Linked DNA regions of Homo sapiens: regions 1 and 3 are each linked to region 2. A link is a contact called in ENCODE Hi-C or POLR2A ChIA-PET data. All regions are on one chromosome and are shown on one strand. Each heading gives the region's core, a stretch centred on a gene start or an enhancer-like site at or near the end of the contact. The rest is flanking DNA. Distances are from core to core; before and after follow the strand shown.

The links. A loop is a pair of places that touch in the nucleus more often than their neighbours do. ChIA-PET counts read pairs that join two places held with the same protein, here RNA polymerase II (POLR2A). Pooled maps may share reads with other maps.
Region 1: a pooled map shows a loop between it and region 2 (2.8-fold over the local background). The contact joins the promoter of LINC02084 here to the enhancer-like site in region 2. A Hi-C loop is called at or near these places in 5 of 50 pooled maps. POLR2A ChIA-PET finds 5 or more read pairs at or near these places in 3 of 52 experiments (AG04449, CD8-positive, alpha-beta memory T cell and GM12878).
Region 3: a loop to region 2 is called in a map of endothelial cell of umbilical vein, with 9 times the contacts of the local background. The contact joins two enhancer-like sites. A Hi-C loop is called at or near these places in 9 of 168 maps with a recorded cell type or tissue (PC-3, Panc1, aorta and 6 more) and 19 of 50 pooled maps. POLR2A ChIA-PET finds 5 or more read pairs at or near these places in 12 of 52 experiments (A549, AG04450, CD4-positive, alpha-beta memory T cell and 8 more).

The regions. Positions count from the first base shown.
Region 1 is chr3:27,711,046-27,714,275 of GRCh38, forward strand. It overlaps LINC02084 (long intergenic non-protein coding RNA 2084), which reads left to right and starts at 1,874. Exons shown (of 2, transcript XR_007095851.1): 1 at 1,874-1,997; 2 at 2,112-3,230. It also overlaps the pseudogene KIAA1143P2. RefSeq lists enhancers at 1,687-2,372, 3,044-3,230.
Region 2 is chr3:27,631,203-27,634,643 of GRCh38, forward strand. It overlaps the pseudogene TPM4P2. Among named protein-coding and RNA genes, the nearest start is that of LINC02084, 80 kb to the right of the region's middle. Within about 2 kb of position 1,754, at least 17 of the 41 ENCODE cell types and tissues checked have a DNase peak (open chromatin) inside an H3K27ac peak, as active enhancers do.
Region 3 is chr3:27,522,122-27,525,543 of GRCh38, forward strand. No RefSeq gene overlaps it. Among named protein-coding and RNA genes, the nearest start is that of SLC4A7, 39 kb to the left of the region's middle. RefSeq lists an enhancer at 3,159-3,422. Within about 2 kb of position 1,715, at least 5 of the 41 ENCODE cell types and tissues checked have a DNase peak (open chromatin) inside an H3K27ac peak, as active enhancers do.

The sequences.
Region 1 (3,230 bases), core at 624-3,123, 80 kb after region 2:
GGAAAAATAAAAGAGAAAAGTTGAGAGGGGAGAGTTCTAGACTGAGAGAATTAAGTGATACATCAATCACATGTGTGGGACCTGTTTGGATCCTGATTAAAACAAACAACTGTAAGGAACAAGCAAACAAAAAGAATAACAAGAACAACTTTATGAGACAACCAGAAAAACGTACCTGGATATTTCCCGATATTCAGAAATGATTGTTGATTTTTTAGATGAGATAATAGCATGACAGTTATATATATATATATATATATATATATATATATTTTTTTTTTTTAAAAGAGTCCTTTTCTTTAAGGGCTGTGTACGGAAATAATTGTGGATTAGAGGACAGGAATTTCGGGATTCGTGGCAGAAAGAGTGGAGTGGGGATTACAGGAAGAAATAAGAGAGGCCATGGATTGATGGTTATTGTAGCTGGTAGTGGACACATGGGGGTCCATTGCTCTCTACTTTTTCAAACTGCATAATATTTGTAATTATTTCTGAATTAATAAAAACTTTCCTTTGCTAATGCATCTAAGTTTACTATCATACATGTTATAAAATTAGTAATTAGTGATACCTACTAATATTCGGAACTACTCAACAGTTTACAAAACAGTTAAATTTATAATCTCATTTCTTCCTTCTCAGTACTCTTTGCCGGGATAGGTGCTGTTGGAATCCCCACTTCACAGATGAGGAAATGAAGTTCAGTGAAGCTAAAGACAATGCCGCTGTAAGGGGCGGCGGACTAGAACTTAAGTCACAGAACTCCAAATTCCAGGCTCCTTCCCCTACACTAAAAAACTTTTAAAGAAGCGTAGGAGTGTGGGGCTCAGCGGCTCACACCTGTAATCCCAGCACTTTGGGAAGCCGAGACTGGTGGATCACCTGAGGTCAGGAGTTGGAGACCAGCCTGGCCAACATGGTGAAACCCAGCCTCTACCAAAAATACAAAAATCAGCCAGGTGTGGTGGCGCACGCCTGTAGTCCCAGCTACTCGGGAGGCTGAGGTAGGAGAATCACTTGAACCCGGGAGACGGAGGTTGCAGTGAGATCGCGCCACTGGGTCCTTTTTTTTCTTTCTTTTTTTTTTTTTTTTTTTTTTTGACGGAACTGTTCAGGACCTGACAAAGCAGCAGCTTTAAGAGTGGAGGAGCTCTCTTCGGCTGGGGAGATCCTTACTCTCCATGGCCACCAGATGGCGAAGGCTGCCCGCGGCCCAGAAGAGAGAGGAGCCTGCAGACCCGCGCGGAAACTCTGCTGCGGGACCTGGAGGCCAAGGGTGAGGCGTGGGGTCCTCCTCCACTCCAACTGTGTGGGGAAACCTGGGTAGAACTTAAAGTTACAAAAGTCATTGTGCAAGCCCTGCTGTCCCCACAAGGGCTTATAGGAAGGGGTTCGGAGCTTTTCAAGGAGGCAGGGGAAAATTAAACTCGTGTCTCTTAATGTGTATTTGGTGGGAGGGGAATGCTGCCTGAAATAATGCATTGCTTCGGCGGCGGTCAGAGATCCATGTGACGCGGGGGCACTTTAGGGACCATTGCTGAGGGCCTGGTTAGCATTTGGGCAGCTGAATCCTTCCCTTGGCGAACTCCATACGTGCCCTCGGCGACACACAGAGGACTCCCAGAGTTGAAGAAGGGGGTGGATGTGTGTGTGCGCACTCGCCCACGTCTCGTGTTTTACTTTTCATTTAAGTCGTAATAAGGAGAAATTCGATGACCAGCAAGGCTGGAGTCCCATCGTCTTGTTGGGGGAGAGGGGGGAGAAGAAAAAGGTGCCTGTAACTTCAGACTGTCCAAGATATCGCTTAGCTCCTGCGCCCGGAAGAAAATCCAGCGCAGGTCGGGTTCCGGCGCGCGGAAGCCCTGCGAACCCCAAATGTGTGCGCTGAGCCGAGGCCTCTAAGCGGTAGGAGAGAATCTGACCTCCGACATTCTTTTCAAGACACGCGCCGGTGGACCGGGTCCTGGGATTGGCTTACTCCCGGGCTGGACCTTGGGGTTCGCATATTTGAAAGCGTAAACTTGAGGAATGACGGCGGGGTGATGGGTATTTTATAGAGTGGGACTCAATCGTGCTCAGCAACAGATTTCTCCAAATTCCCTTTTAAAAAGAGCCTCCCAGAGCTGTCGAAATCTCCGCGGGGTGAAAGCTAAACTTTTGGAGTCGCTGTGTAGCCGGGTAGAGGACACGGCGGCGCGAGCCGGAAAGATAAGTGTCCAGGCGAATGGGAAAGGAAAGATCTTAATTTTTGTTCCTACTGTTAGCTGAATGTCCATAAAAATCAAAGGGAATGCGGGGAAGTTTTTATTCCAGAGCGTTTCCATGACACCCGCAGAGATTTAAAAAATTACATTCCTCCCCCTACGCAGGTTTAATTCGGAAAGAAGAGACTGCAGAGGAGAGGGAAGACCGTGAGTCTGCTTTCACCTAGGTTTAAAGCGAATCAAAGACGGCTGTAAAAAGGGAAACCGGGACCAAAAACAGATTTGGAGCCTCGAAACTCTCCATTGAAGGTTTGGAAGATACGTTGCTGCAGACTTGAAACCGGCTCCAAATCCGGCCCAAACATGGGCTGAAAATATGGCGCGCTAATCTGCTGCTTCCCCTCCTCCTCAAGTTCTTTCTGACTCTTCCCACCTTTCCCAGTTTCCCTTCCAGACGTCTGCGGCTCCCCACTCCACCCCCAGGATAGCTACTCTACATCCCGACAATTCCCAGCTTCTACACCCAGGAGGAGGAATTCTGGAACCACCCAGAGCGAACTCGTGCCGGGGCGGGGTGGGGACCGGAGGAAGGTCCTGCTCCGAATTCTCTCCAGAGCAGAAAAGAATTCTAGAGGCTACATGTGGGCTGCTTTCCCCCCTTCTTCCTTTTTTCCCTCGCAAACCAACAACCAAAAAGTGTTTGGTGATGGAAAGAACACCAGTGGAAAACGGCAAATAACAGTATTTCCAACTCCGAGTCAGGTCCTCTTTGCACTGCTTTTTCCTGTTTCATTGCAATTTATTGATTTTATTGTGGTTTTTTGTTTATTTGGGGCAAGAACGGAGATGTGAACCAGGACGAGCCAGCAGACCCCCGAGCCAGTATCTCCTCCCTGGGCAGGGAACACCGCCTGCACCGGTGCATACTAGGAGACCCTGGCGGAGAATGTAAACAAACCGGGCGCCGAGCCCTTGATCTTTATTTAAATAGAGGCTTGTTTATCGGTGTCATCCTAGGAGGATTAA
Region 2 (3,441 bases), core at 504-3,003:
CTATTTTAAAAACCTTTGTGCATTTAAATTAATACATTCGAGTTAATTTAAATTGAAATAGACATTTGCCTATTTCGTCAACATGACTAAAAGTTTATAATGTTAAATTGGCCAAATCTCTTTTTCTTTTGGTGGAGGTGATTTCTCATAGAGAAATGGGCGATTGCTTCTCACCTGTGTTTGCCTGTATTCTGGCAGGTACAATAAATTAAAAGCACTGTAATGTTAGAAAATAGAGGGATCCATGTAGGCGGCTGTAGTTAGGGAAGGCCTTATGAAAGAAGATGGGATTAAAATGGGTAGAGTTTGTGTTAGTAAGGTAGAAAGCTTTCCAAATGTGAAAAAGAAATGAATAAAGACACATTAACAAAAGAAAGCTTGACTTGGGTCTCTCCCCCAAATAATAGTTGGAGAAGAACCAGCTAGATTAGCAAGAAGGCCCAACCAGAGGAAAATTAGACATAGGCTATACATGTGGGGTGAGGCCAGGTTGTGGAAGACTTTGAGAGAATGACCCTCTCTGATTATAGCCAGGGTTGTATTATGACTTTCACATGCCCTAGGCATTTTTACCTTCATGGTCCACTTTCTTCCTTCCAAAAAAATTTAAAATTATATTTTATGACTATACCAGTATAAAATGAATATAATCCAGCCGGGCGCAGTGGCTCAGGCATGCAATCCCAGCACTTTGGGAGGCCGAGGCAGGCCGATCACAAGGTCAGGAGATGGAGACCATCCTGGCTAACACGGTGAAACCCTGTCTCTACTAAAAATACAAAAAATTAGCTGGGCGTGGTGGTGGGCGCCTGTAGTCCCAGCTACTTGGGAGGCTGAGGCAGGAGAATGGCATGAACCCAGGAGGCGGAGCTTGCAGTGAGCTGAGATCGCGCCACTGCACTCCAGCCTGTTGGAAAGAGCAAGACTCCACCTCAAAAAAAAAAAAAAAAAATATATATATATGTATATATATAAAATCCAGGTGGCTTTTATTATCATATTCATATTATTATATTTATTTTTTCTTCCAATTTTAAAAGAAATTAAAATTAAAATGTTTTTATTGATTTCTAAAGCTATCATGAGTTTTAGGCGCTGCGCCTGATGCGCCTAGTGATAACTCAGCTGTAATCAGGGTTTGATAATTTGTGTCTTATATATGTTACTTTATGGTTAAGGAGTCACTATGACCATTTTATATATGTGGACAAAACCTTTTTTTTTTTTTGTATATGGAGAGATAGATCTCATCTGGATCACAAAATGCTTTTCTGTGGGCAAAGGTGGTCCAGGAAGAATGAGATCATTTGCTGGTCTGCCATTTGGCCTTGACCATAAATACCCTCCAACTGCAAAGCAGAACTTACTGGGAGAACGTGGGGTGTCTAGAGGACTTATATCTAGGTCTCATTGTTGTGGATACAGCTTCCAGGGTGCTAGAAATAAAATGATGCCAATCGTAATGGAAGCTGGAGTTAAAAAGGAAAGTCAGACCACGTCCTAAGAAAATGATAGCCGCCAGCGGTGCTGACGTCGGCGGTCCGGCCGGGCGACCTCATCGCCCCGACGGCAGCCGGCCCGGGGGGCGGGGAGAGGCGGGGGCGGCCCCCGCGCAGGCAAAGGCTTGGGGGGCCAGGGCGCGGCAGTGCAGCTCTCGCCGGAGCCCAGCCGAGCCCAGCCGAGCGTCCGCCGCTGCCTCCGCGCCGCCGCTGCCTCCGCGCCGCCGCTGCCTCCGCGCCGCCGCTGCCTCCGCGCCGCCGCTGCCTCCGCGCCATGGCCGGCCTCAGCTACCTGGAGGCAGTGAAACGCCAGATCTAGGCCCTGCAGCAGCAGGCGGACGAGGCGTAAGACCGCGCAGGGCCTGCAGCGGGAGCTGGGCGGTGAGTGTGAGCGGCGCGAGAAAGCTAAAGGTGATGTGGCCGCCCTCAACCGACGCATCCAGCTCGTTGAGGAGAAGTTGGACAGGGCTCAGGAAAGACTGGCCACGGCCCCGCAGAAGCTGGAGGAGGCAGAAAAAGCTGCAGATGAGAGTGAGAGAGGAATGAAGGTGATAGAAAACCGGGCCATGAAGGATGAGGAGAAGATGGAAATTCAGGAGCTGCAGCTCAAAGAGGCCAAGCACATTGCGGAAGAGGCTGACCGCAAATACTGGGAGGTAGCTCGTAAGCTGGTCTTCCTGGAGGGTGAGCTGGAGAGGGCAGAGGAGCGTGTGGAGGTGTCTGAACTAAAATGTGGTGACCTTGAAGAAGAACTCAAGAATGTTACTAACAATCTGAAATCTCTGGAGGCTGCGTCTGAAAAGTATTCTGAAAAGGAGGACAAATGTGAAGAAGAAATTAAACTTCTGTGTGACAAACTGAAAGAGGCTGAGACCCGTGCTGAATTTGCAGAGAGAACGGTTGCAAAACTGGAAAAGACAATTGATGACCTGGAAGAGAAACTTGCCCAGGCCAAAGAAGAGAACGTGGGCTTACATCAGACACTGGATCAGACACTAAACGAGCTTAACTGTATATAAGCAAAACAGAAGAGTCTTGTTCCAACAGAAACTCCGGAGCTCCGTGGGTCTTTCTCTTCTCTTGTAAGAAGTTCCTTTTGTTATTGCCATCTTCGCTTTGCTGGAAATGTCAAGCAAATTATGAATACATGACCAAATATTTTGTATTGGAGAAGCTTTGAGCACGAGTTAAATCTCATGCCTTCCCTTTTTTTGTCAAATGGCACCAACTTTTTCAGCTCTCTTATTTTTTCCTTAAGTTGCATTTATTCCTAAGGTAGGCAGGGTATTTCCTAGTAAGCATAGTTTCTTAAGACAGAGGCCATTTGGTTCCTGGGAGAATAGGCAGCCCCACACTTTGAAGAACACAGACCCCAGTATCTAGTCGTGGATATGATTAAAACGCTGAAGACCACAACCTTTTGGGTCAACTGTTGGTCAAACTATAGGAGAGACCAGGGACCATCACATGGGTAGGGATTTTCCATCCAGAGCCAATAAAAGGGCTGGTGGGGGCCGGGGGTGGCTATTGTGGGAAGTCATAACCCACAGATAGATTAACCTAAGAATCCTGGTCCTTCTCCACTCTCCACCATGCAGGACAAACATCCTCTCAAGCAGTCAACGTAGAATGCTTGGGAAATAGTCATAATTACCCACATATAGTAATTAATAGATGGTAATTAATAGATCCTTGATGTGATGTCCTTTTGCATATTTCCTTCATTCTAAAGTTGTTCTCTGGCCGGGCACAGTGGCTTTTGCCTGTAATCCCAACACTTTGGGAGGACAGGACAGATCACTTGAGGTCAGGAGTTCCAGACCAGCCCAGCCAACAGGACAGATCACTTGAGGTCAGGAGTTCGAGACCAGCCCAGCCAACATGGCGAAACCATGCCTCTACTAAAAATACAAAAATTATGGTGACGCCTGCCTGTAGTCCC
Region 3 (3,422 bases), core at 465-2,964, 110 kb before region 2:
ACGGAGAACCAACACAACCAATTAGGATGTTTCTGTAGTAGTCAGGTGAGAATTGATGGTGACTTGAACCAGGCTAGTAGCCATGAAGATGGGGAGAAATGGTTGGATTTGGGATATGTTTTGAACACAGAGTTGATAGATTTGCCAAAAGCTTGGGTATGTTATATGTGAGAGAGAGAGGAGTCTGACTCCAAGATTGGCTCAATAAATACAAATACTCAGCTCATAAAATTCAATTAATTTATATTTTGCTCACCTTAGAAATCAGATCTGGGCCAGGCGCAGTGGCTCATGCCTATAACCCCGGCACTTTGGGAAGCTGAGGCGGGCGGATCACCTGAGGTCGAGAGTTCGAGACCAGCTTGACCAACATGGAGAAATCCCACGTCTACTGAAAATACAAAAATAGCCTGGTGTGGTGGTGCATGTCTGTAATCCCAGCTACTCGGGAGGCTGAAGCAGGAGAATCACTTGAACCCGGGAGGCAGAGGTTGCAGTGAGCCGAGATCGTGCCATTGCACTCCAGCCTGGGCAACAAGAGCAAAACTCCGTCTCAAAAGAAAAAAAAAAAGGAAATCAGATCTGGTTGAATCCTACTGATGTGCTATAGCACCTCTTCCAGGAATGCACTTGACCGCTTTCTAAACCAGGCTTGTTCTACTAACACTTCAAGTTTCAAATGAAATGATTTCCTTCTCTGAAAACTTTCCCATGCACGTTAGCTAGCTTAACTCTTTACTCCCTTTGCTCAAAAATTTCTTATAGCATTTGTCTCATTAATCATAATTTATATGCACTGTCTCCTATAGCTTTTTTTTTTTTTTTTTTTTGAATGGAGTCTCTTTCTGTCACCCGGGCTGGAGTGCAGTGGCGGAATCTTGGCTCACTGCAACCTCTGTCTCCCGGGTTCAAGCAATTCTCCTGCCTCAGCCTCCCAAGTAGCTGGGATTACAGGTGCCCACCACCACCCCCAGCTAATTTTTGCATTTTTAGTAGAGACACGGTTTCACCATGATGGCCAGGTCGAACTCTTGACCTCAGGTGATCTACTCACCTCCCAAAGTGCTGGGATTACAGGTATGAGCCACTGTGCCCAGCTGGGACATAGCTTTAAAAAAACAAAACAAAAAAAAAACTTTATATTCCCAGATCCTAGAACAGAGTCTGGGACATCTAGGAAATATCCAAATGTTTAATGACTGAATAATTGTAGTCATTCTGAAAACATTTGAAATCATCAGATTAACTGTATTTTACCTAATTCTGTCTTCTCATAGCAACATAGTTCATCTCACTATATGATTAACTAAAGCAGACAAGATATGTATGTATGCATATATTACCTGCATCATAAGTATAATGCAATATGCCCATTTGACAATGTTAACTCCATAAATAATAACACTCATAATTGACCCACTGTGCATATGTGTCTGTTTGTGTATGTGAGAGAAAGAGAATTCTATAAGCTACAAAAGTTTTTTATCCAGTTTGAGTTGCAGATCCAAGATTTATCCTCTTGATTTATTGCTTTCTAGCCTTGCAAAAGGACAAAAGTAAAGTTTTTGAAAAGACTTTGTGACAAATCTACTTCAACTACTCCAGAATGTGAAAAACGGATAAGATAGATGCTGGGTCACTTTAAAAAGGCAAAGGAATGTTCCAATATAAAAAATATGGTACTCGTGGGCTAGTTTGTTCAAACACACCGGAGTGACTTTCTAGGCTTCGATCCAATTGTATGATGCATTCAGAAACCCTGTGCCTACTCATAAAAATATCTCAGATGAAAGATTTTGAAATTTGTTTATGAGTTTAACTGAACTGAAAACTGCAATGTTGGCCATTTCTTTTTGTGACCAGAGGGAGGAACTTCTATTCAGTATTGAACCTAATACACCAATGGCTATATTTTCCCTAATTCCAGAAGACAGCACACACACACACACACACACACACACACACACACACACACTTCCTATAAGGACAAGTAACCTCAAAAGATTGGAGCAGTCTCTCTGAATCAGTTCAGGATTTGCCTTAAAGTGTTCATTTTCCTACTCATATCACTCTGGGACACCCAAACTTGCCAATAAATCTCAAATACGTAACTGCTGTCACTTGGGGAAACTTTTTGGCAACAAGACTTATGATCTGAAGCATGATGGAATTTCCGTCTCTCCAGTTAAAAATGATGCTCAAAGCAGCCCATTAATTTGGTTAGTTATTCACAGATTAGAAGCAAATCTGAAATGCCAAGCCCAGAAGAAAGCCAGGCCTAAAAACAACTGAAATGATTTTCCATGGACAAAATAAAAAAGCAGAACAAATCTAGGTTTTTCAAAAGGTTACTTAATCCAAACTTAGTTCTCAAACAAAGATGGAATAACAACTGATAATGACTGATATGCCTTTACCAGTATGAGTTCAAGCAATCCAAGGAACACTACCAGATGGCAAGTCTCAAAATTTGACCTGGTACCTTGTAAACATTCAAGGGATTCTCATTGCTGAAAATGGATAGCAATTAGCATCTACATTTTTATTTTTTTTTTTAAGAGACAGTTTAGCTCTGTCACCCAGGCTGGAGTACAGTGGTGGGATCATGGCTCACTCTAGCCTCCAACTCCTGGCCTCAAGTAATCCTCCTGTGTTGGCCTTCAAAAGTGCTGGGATTACAGCCATGAGCCACCATGCCCAGCCACAATCTACACGTTTATTACACTATATTCACTATATACTATATTCATTAAGCCCCTCATAACTCTATCAGTGACTCTGTTAATGGAGTCAACAGAATGATCAAAAATGCCATTTAGGTGGACACCCTGGTCGATGCCTCCAAGCTTGTCCCAGGCCCTTGTCCTGGCCCCGTGGCCTACAGGGTTTGCCCTGCTATGCATCCTCCAATGCTGGGCTTCGGATTGGCCACAGCTTGCGGATCCTGCCGTGCCAGCTTGTACCTCCACTCTCTCAATCAGATTCTGAAAGTTAAAAAGCACAGTGTCTATTTGACAAATTTGAGGAAATCGGGAACTTTGGGTGACCTAGGCTCTCTAAATGAGATGACCTATCAAATACCAGCAGAGGAAATGCTGGACTCCTAAGCAGAATTTTTTTGGAAGACCTTGCAGATGAGGCTTACCAATTTGAGCACTATGATGTCTCCTTTGGGAATGGTGTCTTAACAATTAAACTGAGTGAAGATCTAGGAACCTATATGACAAACAGCAGACCCCAAATAAGCAAATCTGGTTATCTTCCCCATATAGCATCTGAATAAGTTGCACTTTGTCTTCAAATCAAGTTAAAGTTTGACCTCTAGTTTGTTTTGAGCATCTCAGCTAACGAAGAACACATGATTGTGTCGGAGGCACAATGCAGCCTGTGCAGCATGAAAACCTGAGGCCATGCAAGGAAAG